Regions from separate parts of the Homo sapiens genome. Here all the other regions are linked to region 1. The links are chromatin contacts, found by Hi-C or POLR2A ChIA-PET in ENCODE. All regions are on one chromosome and are shown on one strand. Each heading gives the region's core, a stretch centred on a gene start or an enhancer-like site at or near the end of the contact. The rest is flanking DNA. Distances are from core to core; before and after follow the strand shown. Region 1 holds the start of GART (phosphoribosylglycinamide formyltransferase, phosphoribosylglycinamide synthetase, phosphoribosylaminoimidazole synthetase). Region 2 overlaps LOC105372790 (a long non-coding RNA gene). Region 3 holds the start of IL10RB (interleukin 10 receptor subunit beta).

Region 1 (3,396 bases), core at 660-3,159:
GAGAGACAACCGCTGAACATGACACACTATTTTCCTAAGTAAACAACCATTTCTTTAACAATCTCTTCGCCTTCAAATTTTGTGAAGCCAAGCGCAAATTATGTAAAGTCTACCAGCAATGACAAAAATAGCGTGTCAACTGGGGCAGGGGTAGCAAGAAAATAATAGACCTACACACAAAGTCCACTTTCACTTGCTGTAATTAATCGCAACCATTTCAAAGTCCCCTTCCATCTTTATCTCGAGTATTTTAACAAACTAGCAAGTGCATCAGTTTGAGTTCGTTTTAATTGAAACATTTAACTATCAGAACGGCTGACAGATACTACAGGACACTAGGCCCCGAATAATCTTATTAATAGATCCAGACCCCCAAGCGGTCTGAAGCTCGCAATAATAAAGAGGATTTAAGATTAACCAAGAAACGGCCGTTAGAGACCCTTTCCGGTCATAGGCACCGGCCGGCAAAATCCGCGGAGGCGAGAGGGGGAGGGGATACGCGGCGGCGGAGGAGGAGCTGAGGAAGGAACTAGGCCCGTCCCTGGCGGACAACCGGGCCTACGAGTAGCTAAACGGCAGGGGGGACCCAAACAGGGGAGAAGGGTGAACATCTTAACTCGGTTCTGAAACAGGGAGTCTTGGGTTACCTCGGAAAAGGCGAAGTTCCTCGAGGGAAAAGGAAGGGAGCGGCTGGGGGGGCGGTTGGGGGGGGCCCGGAAAATGGATCCCAGGCCCAGGCGGGGCCCTAGCGGGGCCTGAGCCGGGGAACGACTGCGTCTCCGAAGAAAGGTGCCAAAGAAGGCTAGGTGAGGGCCTAACGGTCCGTTGGGAGCAGAAGAATCTGGGAGGCGTTTACCTGGAAAGCTCCTGTTGAATTTCCCGGAATTTACTGACCACGAAAGACCTAAAAATCTGCTCGATGTTGGTCGCCATGGCGTCCGCTCCGTTCTCTCAACTCCTCCTCGCTAGTCCTCCAGGCTCCCAGCATGCCTCGGGAGGAGGCGCACGGGCCAATTCGGTCTCTCGCCTTCCTGATTGGCTCCAAAGGGAATGCCCGGTCCGGCCCGCTCCACCGAGGGACCAATCAGTGAGCACGGCCCTGCTCTCCTCTGCTGTTTCTGAGCGGCTGGGGTAGAGGTGCTGACGTTTGCGCCGCGCACGACTATGTCCGCCATGTTAGTGTCTGACGCAGGCGCCATTACAGGAGCCGTCTCTCTTGAGGCGACCGTGTCCGCATAAGTTGTCAGTCCCCAGCAGTGTTTGGGAGCCTTAACAGGCTTGCTAAGTGCCTGAGATTAAAGGCGAAGAGGAAGAAGAGCAAGAAGGGCAACCCGGTGTTTAACACACGGCTTTCAGGCGCTCTCAGGTGGCGCCAAGTTCAGTTTCGACAGGGATATGCATCCGGGAGAGAATTTTTCAGCCCCCGCCCCCACTGGCATGTGAGAGGAGGAACTCGCTGTTGCCCTGTGTCTTCCCCAGTGCGTTCTATAACCAGCCTCATTTTTTTTTTTAGCAATAGGCCGGATGTCCTAAGCGACCGGCATTCAAAGCCCGGTGCATTTTAGTCTCATCAGGAGTCAGGCGTGTCACGAGATTTTTCCGCGGTAGCTGCTCAGCTCTGACTCGTGAGCGGCGCACAATTGGCTAAGAATGGGTTTAGCATTTTGGCGCTCCCCCCCGGCGCTCCTGGAAACACTGCGTGGCACCCCGTACCACTGTCACATTATAAACGTGCTAAGGCTTGGGTGTCTCGGCTGGGGAGCAGTCAGGCAGCGCCCAGGGCGGGAGGGAATCAGACTAGATTCTCGCCGCGGAGACCCAGGGCCGCGCGGACCAATGGGGCAGGGAAGCCGTCGTAGGGCGGGGCAGTGAGGGGCGGTGCCGCGCTGGTCCCGCGCCGGTCCCGGTGGGCCGACTTCCGGCGAGCGGGCAAGCGGGAACCAGGTGGCCACCCGGTGTCGGTGCGTAAACCCCCTCCGCTTTTACACGGAGCGCGCTTAGGCTTTGGTTTGGGGATTTAAGATCGCGAACTGAGTGAAACCATAGAAACTGATTTGTAGAAATTTTCCTGTTGTTTGTAAATGCGGTGGGTGGGGGTTGGCCATGTGCTTTTCACTTGCTACTGTTAGCTGGTTTCTATTTGCTCTTTTACTTTTCCTGTTTTCTAAGATGTCAAGGCCTTTTTGTGTCTTTATACATTTTTAGGACATAACCCTAAATTGGTGTACTTTCTCTTTATGCACCCGTTGTCTCTGGCAGATTACTTGGTTAATTTTGTAGTTGGTTTCTACTTTATTCTCCATATCCTCTGATACGGCTTTATTTGCCTGTCTTATTCTGCTTATGTTACCCATTCTGAGGAATGAGGCCCAAGGTTAGTGAAGTCCCCCAAGGTCTTCCTGCTAGTATGGGGCAGCGTCTCTACCCAGGCCAAGGCGCTGTGTGAGACTCAGGAGCCCAGGCGTCCTCACCACTGGGTAGTAAGGCTATTTTCAGTGATCCACTAGAGTAAACAGAATTTTCCCACACTACTGCTATATTCAAACTAAAGATGTAACATTTGCTCTAGATTTAAAGATCTGTTTATTTCTGGCCGGATGTGATGTAATCCCAGCACTTGGGAGGCCAAGGTGGGTTGACCATTGGAGGTCAGGAGTTCGAGACCAGCCTGGCCAACGTAGTGAAACCCCGTCGCTACTAAAAATACAAAAATTCGCCTGGCGTGGCGGCGCACGCCCGTAATCCCAGCTACTTGGGAGGCTGTGAGGCAAGAGAATCGCTTGAACCCGGGAGGCGGAGGTTGTAGTGAGCTGAGATCACACCACTGCCCTCCAGCCTGGGCGACAGAGAGAGACTGTCTAAACAAATAAATAAATAAATAAAATAAAAAATCTGTTTATTTCAGATACACATGGCAAGTAAAATGTGTTTTCCCGTTACACTAAAGTAGCTGTTCCTTCCGAGACTGTAATTTAACAGGGTTTTTTTTTTTCCTTTCTCAAATTTTCAATGATCATCGTTTCACTTGTTGAGAGAATCTGAAGCAAAATTGCTTCTGTTAGGCTCCACCCCCTCTTACCTGTGTGACCTCCAGCAAGTTATTTACCTATCTGGGCCTCCTTGTCTTATCTGCAAATTGGTGATAGTAATAGTATCTCCCTCATAGGATTCTTTCATGACAAGCATTTTAAATAGTACCCTGCCCAAGGTTAAGTGCTCAAAAAAATGTTAGTTTTGTATATTGTCAGCTTACATTTTTCTTAAAATATGTAATCCCAACATCATCAAAATAAGTTTTCAATTTTCTTTTTCCTGTTACCAGTTTGTCTTGTGGTAAGTAAATGTAACAAGTTAACATTTACTACTGCTGAGTGCCAGATTGTACTTATTTATAAA
Region 2 (3,396 bases), core at 339-2,838, 480 kb before region 1:
AATATTATTTCCAGCTCTCCTGGCTGCCCAAATCACACTTACATTTTATATTCATTTATTCCACAAACATATCTTGAGTGCCTGCTATGTGTCATAACCTATCCTAGGCGCAGAGGATGCGGTAGAAAACAAAACAGAAAAATATCTCACTTCATGAGCTTCCACTTTGGTTAAGAGAGACAGACACAAACTATCAGCAAGTGAATACAGGGAGTGCATCAGATAGCGCTAGTGCTTTAAAGAAAAATAAAACAGGAGGGTAAGGGGTTAAGTTTTTAACTAAGCAGTACATGAGAGTCCTCACCGAGGAGATGGCATTTAAGCCTGGCTTGAACATTACTCCCTCCTGGAAGCCTCCTGGAAATTTCCCAAGACCAGGGTAGGCGTCATCTTTATAAACTTCTATGAAGCCTTTATTTACCCATCATAGCACTTACCGCACTTTAAAGGACTTTTGTGTTTGCGTGTGAGTGTCAACTGTAAACTTTGTGAGGACAGAGACTGAGTCTGTTATTTATTGTATATCAACAGCTCCTTGTAGATATATGTTCCTTGAACAAACGGATGCATTGACAGCCTACATTATTTACAAGTTTTATTATACAAAAAATTTATGTAGTATTTATTGTAATGTCCTGTGTTACAAATCACTTTCTCACCCACTGTCTCGTTTGAGAGATGTGGGTCTTATTGTCACCTTTTAACAGACACTCAGAAAAGTTAAGTTTCTTGCCCAGAGTGTCACAATAAAGGCTAAACCCAGCTCAATCACAGCTCTCACATCTTCAGACCCAGAGTGCTTTCTAGAAAAGCCCCCTGCCTTCCTGCATGTTCTAAGAAAACGCAAACCACTAACCCCAGGGCATTAGCCGTCCTCAGCCAATTTTTACTGTTCCTCCCTGAGTTATCATATTCTCATCTCCCCAGAAAACTTCCACCAAATGCTAAAGCCAACATTTAAATCCAAAGGTAAAACCTTCTGGAATTCCTTGATGTAGCCACTGCACAGGCTGGCCTGTGTTCTCATATCAGTTTTCAGAACAATTCTTGCCCTCCTGCAAGTCCACATTTAGCAGATCCACTCAGACAACTACAGAGTGGGGATCAATTGAATTCCTTTCCTAGCTGACACTTTTGAGCTAAGACTGTCTTTTCCATGTGTTAATTTTAAAATGTGGGTTTCATAAAAGCTGCAGGCGGAACAGCAGATGGGGGTCCGTTAGCAATCATTAATATCCTCTATTCGTTGCCTGCCCCCCCAATTGATAAAGTGTCACTCCACTTGGGCAAAAGGGGCCAAAAAGGGAGCGGGGCACAGAAACTCACTGTTCAACAAAAGCCCTCCCATGCAGTGAAGAGCTGGCCCCATCAGAGTGCCTGTGTCTTGCAGGATTTGGAGAAGGGAGCCTCAGCTACCCTCCCTTGAGCGAGGTGAAGTTTGTTGCAGGAGTGATGGGACAGCTCTTGGTAGTTTTCCACTTGCTACTCATGAGTTCTCACCCTGTTTGGCTCTTTGTCACTTGGTCCCATAAAAACACCCACTGCAGGATGCTTGCTCATGCCACCCACCCACCAAATGGCATGTGGCAAAGAGGGTCAGAAGTTCACACACTTCCTCTTTGTTTTCTTGTGTTTCTTTCTGCATAAGCACCTCTCAACAGGCCAAATGGTTGTTGTTGCCACATAGATTTTTGTATTGATGGTTTCCTGCCATCCCCTCATTCTCAAGAGTGGATGGGGGCAGAACAGGGGAGAGTTAACTATTTTGATGAAGAGCAGTTTATAGGATGAATAGGCACAGACAACAAAAGTAAGCCTGGATGCTTTGAAATGAGCTGCTTTGTATTGAAGAGCTTGCTTCTGCCCTGCAATACTTCCTTGCAGTTGAATAGATACTGCAGAGAGTAAACACACTTATCTCTCTCGAGAAAGAAAAAAAATTGTGTTCCCAGGAAGCTGGAAAATTCTCCCATAGGTATAAACATTTAGGAAAAAAGAGATAAGCCGCCTAATTCTAATAACTAGGAATAACCAATTAGGTCATCTGTCCTCACCTCTGTCACTTCTCTCTGAGGCTTGTGGTGTTCAAATTCTGCTACCCTTAACTTTCTAGAAGGAGGGAGAAACACCTCAATTCCTTTCCACTCTTCCGGTTCAGATGGTTCAAACAGCTGGACTTCTTTGACAAAAAAAAAATGACTTTAATCATGATAGAAACATAGTACTTGAAACACAGAACAAACAGAAGAGAAAAACATTTTCTGTGATAGTTTTCTCTTTTGGTTTCTGAAAAGTGAGCAAAATTTTTAATTAAAAAAACCCATAAAATTGCCTTAGGACACTCTCGACACAGATGAGAGAAGACAGTCATTAAAATAAATTACAGAATGGGAAATGGCACCATTACCATTCTCCACTGATTTTTTTTAGAAGTGTCTTTTACCAAAAACCTTTTTGACATTCTAATAAAAGCAAAATGTTTTAAGTTAGGAGTGGCTTTTCAGAGCAATATCCCTTTGCCTCAATGGTTACTAACCAAAATACATGGATAAGATAAATCTGAATAAAAGCAAGAACTAAACCAAACTGAATTAACTTCTTCTCAGCCAGAGGTTAATTTTAAAGCATTAAGCTGAACCATCATTCCTGATGATTGTGGAATGAAGTATTTGGAAGTATACGTTTCATCAACAACTGGGAGACACGGAGTGTGGTTAGGAGAATACCTTGGAATTACACAGTGCTGGGTTCAAACCTGAATTGAGTCATTTCCTAGTTGTGTTCTCTTGAGCAAGTTACCTAGCTTATCTAAACCTGAGTTTCTTCATCCATAAACTGGGAATAATAATAACTGTTTCATCTGTCACAAGGTTGTGAAAAGGATTAAAAGATAATACAAAATGCTTAGAGATACAAAAGGTGTAGTAGGGTGTCTGGTACCTTTTAAGCAAAGCTATTATTACTGTATGGAATATTCAGAAAAACTACTAACTGCTGCACAATGCACACAATTTTTTCCTCATGTGTGCAAGGACTTGAAACTAAAGAATAGAGTTTGGGATCTTCCTACATGGAAGCATGTTAATCATGGTCTCAAAACCAGATTGAACAATATTTGCAGTCAGCTTGCAAACTTTCACAGTATCAGGTCACATGGGATGGTTCTCAGGGTCCCAGGAGAGGGATTGAATTGTGTTGTCCTCAAAATTTATATGTTGAAGCCTCAATCCCCACAGTGAGATTGTATCTGGAGATAGGGCATTTAGGAGATAATTAAGGTTAAATGAGGTCAGAAGGGTGGGGCCCTAACCCAATAGAATTGGTTGCCTTATAAGAGGAGGAAGAGAAATTCCTCTCTCTCTCCCTCACTCCCAACTCCCACCCCAGCCCTGCTAT
Region 3 (3,396 bases), core at 538-3,037, 280 kb after region 1:
TCTGGTGGCAGAAAGCTATGAGGGGGTAGGGTGGGCACATGGATTTCAGATATATTTCCAGACGTAAAAACAAACTGGAGACTTCCTGATACATTTGATGCATAAAAGCTGAGGTCAATGTCCATTTTGGGCTTAAGCAGCTGGTGCCCCGATTGGAGCTCAGCTGGGGAACTCACGAGTCCCATTTGAGCTGCATTAGGTTGGAGATGCTGGAGAGAGGCTGAAGTAGGAATGTCAGGGAGACAGCCAGATGAATGAGCCCAGAGGTCACACCAAGAAGAGATGTGGGCTAGAGACAGAAATTATTTTCAAACCTTTTAATAGAAAATTCGAAACCTGGCCAGGCATGGTGGCTCGCGCCTGTAATCCCAGCTCTTTGGGAGGCTGAGGAAGGTGAATCACCTGAGGTCAGGAGTTCGAGACCAGCCTGGCCAACATGGCGAAACCCCATCTCCAATAAAAATACAAAAATTAGCCAGGCGTAGTGGCACACACCTGTAATTCCAGCTACTCGGGAGGCTGAGGGAGGAAAATCGCTTGAACCCGGGAGGCGGAGGTGGCAGTGAGGCAAGATCAAGCCACTGCACTCCAGCCTGGGCCACAGCAACAGAGCAAAACCCTGTCTCAAAAAAAAACAAAAAAACAAAAAAACAAACAAACAAAAAAAAAAACGGAAGAAGAAAGAAAGAAAAGAAAATTTGAAACCTACATGCAAGTAGAAAAGTAGAAGACTATAATAAACCACCACCCATCACCCAACTGGTACCAAGAGAGATATAAATGTGCGAGTCATGGGCCTATAGCCCGTGTTTAATGCCAGGGTTTGGCTGAAATCCCCCAAAGGAACAGTGCCAGGGAAGGAGAGAAAAGGCCTTGGGCATCACAATTAGCTACATAGAAACCTGACAGAGCAGGAGGGTCCCAAGCAGAGACAGCCTGACAGGGCGGGAAACCGGAGGGGTATCCCGGAAGGCCAGGGAAGAGTTCATGAGAAAGGAAGGAGGTGACCATGGTGTTATTGGAACCTAGGCAGTCAATTTAGAGGACAGAAAAGGTTTCAATGGATTTAGGTTTAGAAGCCATGGAGCTGGGGCGCTGGGGGACAGAATCCAGATTTCAGGGTGCTCGGGCCTGAACCGGAAGGAGGGGAGGTGCAGCGGGTGATGGGAGGCACATCTGTAGGGAGGGCTGGCACTGAGGGGGCAGACTTGGGGTCAGGGAGGGCTGTCAGGGCACTCGGGGACTGGTGGGGGCCTCCACTTGAACTGATAGTCTCCAGAAGGGTCAGATGACAGCCACGGTGGGATCTTGGGTCTTTTGGGGAAGCTACTTTATTTAGACGCCCGCCAGCAGAGAGCTGCAGGAGGACAGGGAATCAAAAGACGCCGGGAGTCTCCCCCTGAGTTTAGGGCCCAGACGGTCTGTAATCCGGGCGCGGATGGGGCTTTCTCCTGTTACAGAATCGACGGCAGCAGCAGCCTAGTTGCGTCTCAGCAGCCGGCCGTGGCGTTTGCATCTTCTCTCCCGAGGCCCCGAAGGCTCTTAAGTCACTTGCAGGGCGCCCAGGGATGGGATCAGGGGCGGCATCTCGCGGGGCCTCCCGGTTCCCAAGCGCGCCCCCTCCCCGCGGACCCCTCACCTGACACCAGCAGGCAGCCACCCAGCCAGCTCCCAAGGCTCCACGCCATGGACGGACGCTGGGGGTTCCGCGGCTTCCTCCAAGCACACGACCCCCGCCCGCGCCCGGGAGAGCTTGTCCGCGGCGGCTTCCGGGAACCAGCGGAGATGGGCGGGGCGGGGTGGGGAGGGGCCGGGCGACCGGGCTCCCACCCCGCTGCAGGCCCCGCCCACCAGCCCGGGTCCACCCGCGAGGCGCGGGGCACAGGCTTGGCAGATGCACACGAGGAAGAGGAAGGGATCCTCGCAAGCTTTGAAAGGCGCCGTCAAGTCAAATAAATAAATGCCCTACAACACCAACCCAGGACTGAGATCTGCATGCTGGAATGACGGTGGTGGTGGTGGCTTTCAGTATTCCCCAGGTTTTGTCCGGAGCACCGGCACGCCCTCTCTTGAAGTCCGCTCTCCGCACAGGTGAGTTAAAAGCACTTCAGCAGCAAATCCAGTTTGAGGGTCTTCTTTACCCTTCTCCCCAGGGATAAACAACACAAAACCAAGTCATCTTTACGCAAATAACTAGTTTCTTTCAGAGACTACTAAGAAAGCGTTAATTTCCTCTTTTTAACTTGATTAGTGGTTAGACGGGAAGATCCGGAGCTGTCCAGTGTCTTGGGTAATGCACGGCATCGCCTGATGTCTGACGCTAGAACACCACGTAAAGTCAAGCAGAGGGAAGTGAATGCGCCCTAGGCCCCTGCAGGCCACCAAGAAGAGCTAGAGGGAGTTGGTGCAATCCTAGAGATGCCGGCAGGTGCACCAATCTGTGGCACACGTACGCTCTCCAATGGAAGACAACTCAAGACCACACCAAGTTTGTATTAAAAAAGTACTGTTGTGTTACTTTTTACCAACCTCCAATCATTATACAAAATGTTAAAAAATACACAAACACACACACACACTCACAGCCATAGAGGTTATCGCAAAAGATCAACCCAGAATCTTTCAGAATATGACAGATGCACTGAGAAGGCAGATAAATTGATTCAATATACAAAAGGCCTCTTTCCTATGGAATTTCATTAGATTAAATAAGGTGTTCCCTCCTCACAGCCTCATCCTTATGAGCAATCATATAAATAATCTATTTAAAGTCCTTGAACTATAACTTGTATAATTTTTAGTTTTCCCCCTTTGAAGGGGCCTAAGAGAAAGGTTTGAGAAACCAGCTCTTGAGGGGGGCAGGGGTGAGGGGTAAGAGGTCCTGTGCCTTTCATTCATCCTGGGAGCTTCTCAGGATTGCAGCATTTCCACCTGAGTGTTCATTCTTGTACATTTTCTCATCTTTCTCCTGGGTTCCTAGGATCTTGGAGATTACCTAGTCCAATCCTTTTACTTCAGAAACAAAAAACCTGAGGCTCAGAAAGGCTAAGTCAAATGCCTAGGGTCACACAGGGAAACTGTGGGAGTTGGATCCCTGAGTCCCAGTCCTTAAACTGGTTGCTACATGACATTCTAGAACCTCTCCCCACCAACTCCCTTTTTAAAGACAGGGTCTGGTTCTGTCACCCAGGCTGAAGTGCAGTGACATGATCTTGGCTCACTGCAACCTCCGCTTCCTGGGCTCAAGCCATTCTCCCACCTCAGCCTCCCAAGTAGCTGGGACAACAGGCACATGCCACTACGCCCAGTTAATTTTTCTAATTTTGTTTTGTAGAGACAGATTTGCCATGTTGCCCAGGCTGGTCTCGAATTACTGGCCTCAAGCGATACGCCTGT

What was found. Hi-C counts contacts between places; a loop is a spot of excess contacts on that map. ChIA-PET counts read pairs that join two places held with the same protein, here RNA polymerase II (POLR2A). Pooled maps may share reads with other maps.
Region 2: a loop to region 1 is called in a map with no recorded cell type, with 6 times the contacts of the local background. The contact joins the enhancer-like site here to the promoter of GART in region 1. A Hi-C loop is called at or near these places in 1 of 168 maps with a recorded cell type or tissue (breast epithelium), 2 of 37 single-sample maps with no recorded cell type and 4 of 50 pooled maps.
Region 3: a map with no recorded cell type shows a loop between it and region 1 (11-fold over the local background). The contact joins the promoter of IL10RB here to the promoter of GART in region 1. A Hi-C loop is called at or near these places in 14 of 37 single-sample maps with no recorded cell type and 10 of 50 pooled maps. POLR2A ChIA-PET finds 5 or more read pairs at or near these places in 5 of 52 experiments (activated B cell, activated naive CD4-positive, alpha-beta T cell, activated naive CD8-positive, alpha-beta T cell and 2 more).

What each region holds. Positions count from the first base shown.
Region 1 is chr21:33,540,630-33,544,025 of GRCh38, reverse strand. It overlaps GART (phosphoribosylglycinamide formyltransferase, phosphoribosylglycinamide synthetase, phosphoribosylaminoimidazole synthetase), which reads left to right and starts at 1,909. Exons shown (of 22, transcript NM_000819.5): 1 at 1,909-1,961. SON (SON DNA and RNA binding protein) reads right to left here and starts at 988. Exons shown (of 12, transcript NM_138927.4): 1 at 857-988. The coding sequence starts at 933. RefSeq lists silencers at 614-703, 1,744-2,033 and enhancers at 884-943, 848-1,579, 1,144-1,593.
Region 2 is chr21:34,021,268-34,024,663 of GRCh38, reverse strand. The region is part of intron 2 of LOC105372790 (a long non-coding RNA gene); the gene reads right to left. Among named protein-coding and RNA genes, the nearest start is that of MRPS6, 51 kb to the left of the region's middle. Within about 2 kb of position 1,588, at least 7 of the 41 ENCODE cell types and tissues checked have a DNase peak (open chromatin) inside an H3K27ac peak, as active enhancers do.
Region 3 is chr21:33,264,758-33,268,153 of GRCh38, reverse strand. IL10RB (interleukin 10 receptor subunit beta) reads right to left here and starts at 1,787. Exons shown (of 7, transcript NM_000628.5): 1 at 1,640-1,787. The coding sequence starts at 1,688. All of the region lies in intron 7 of IFNAR2-IL10RB (IFNAR2-IL10RB readthrough), which reads right to left. It overlaps IFNAR2 (interferon alpha and beta receptor subunit 2), which reads right to left. Exons shown (of 9, transcript NM_001289125.3): 9 at 2,490-3,396. It overlaps IL10RB-DT (IL10RB divergent transcript), which reads left to right and starts at 1,894. Exons shown (of 2, transcript NR_038974.1): 1 at 1,894-2,091; 2 at 2,252-2,522. RefSeq lists a silencer at 1,532-1,941 and enhancers at 2,112-2,181, 2,212-2,271.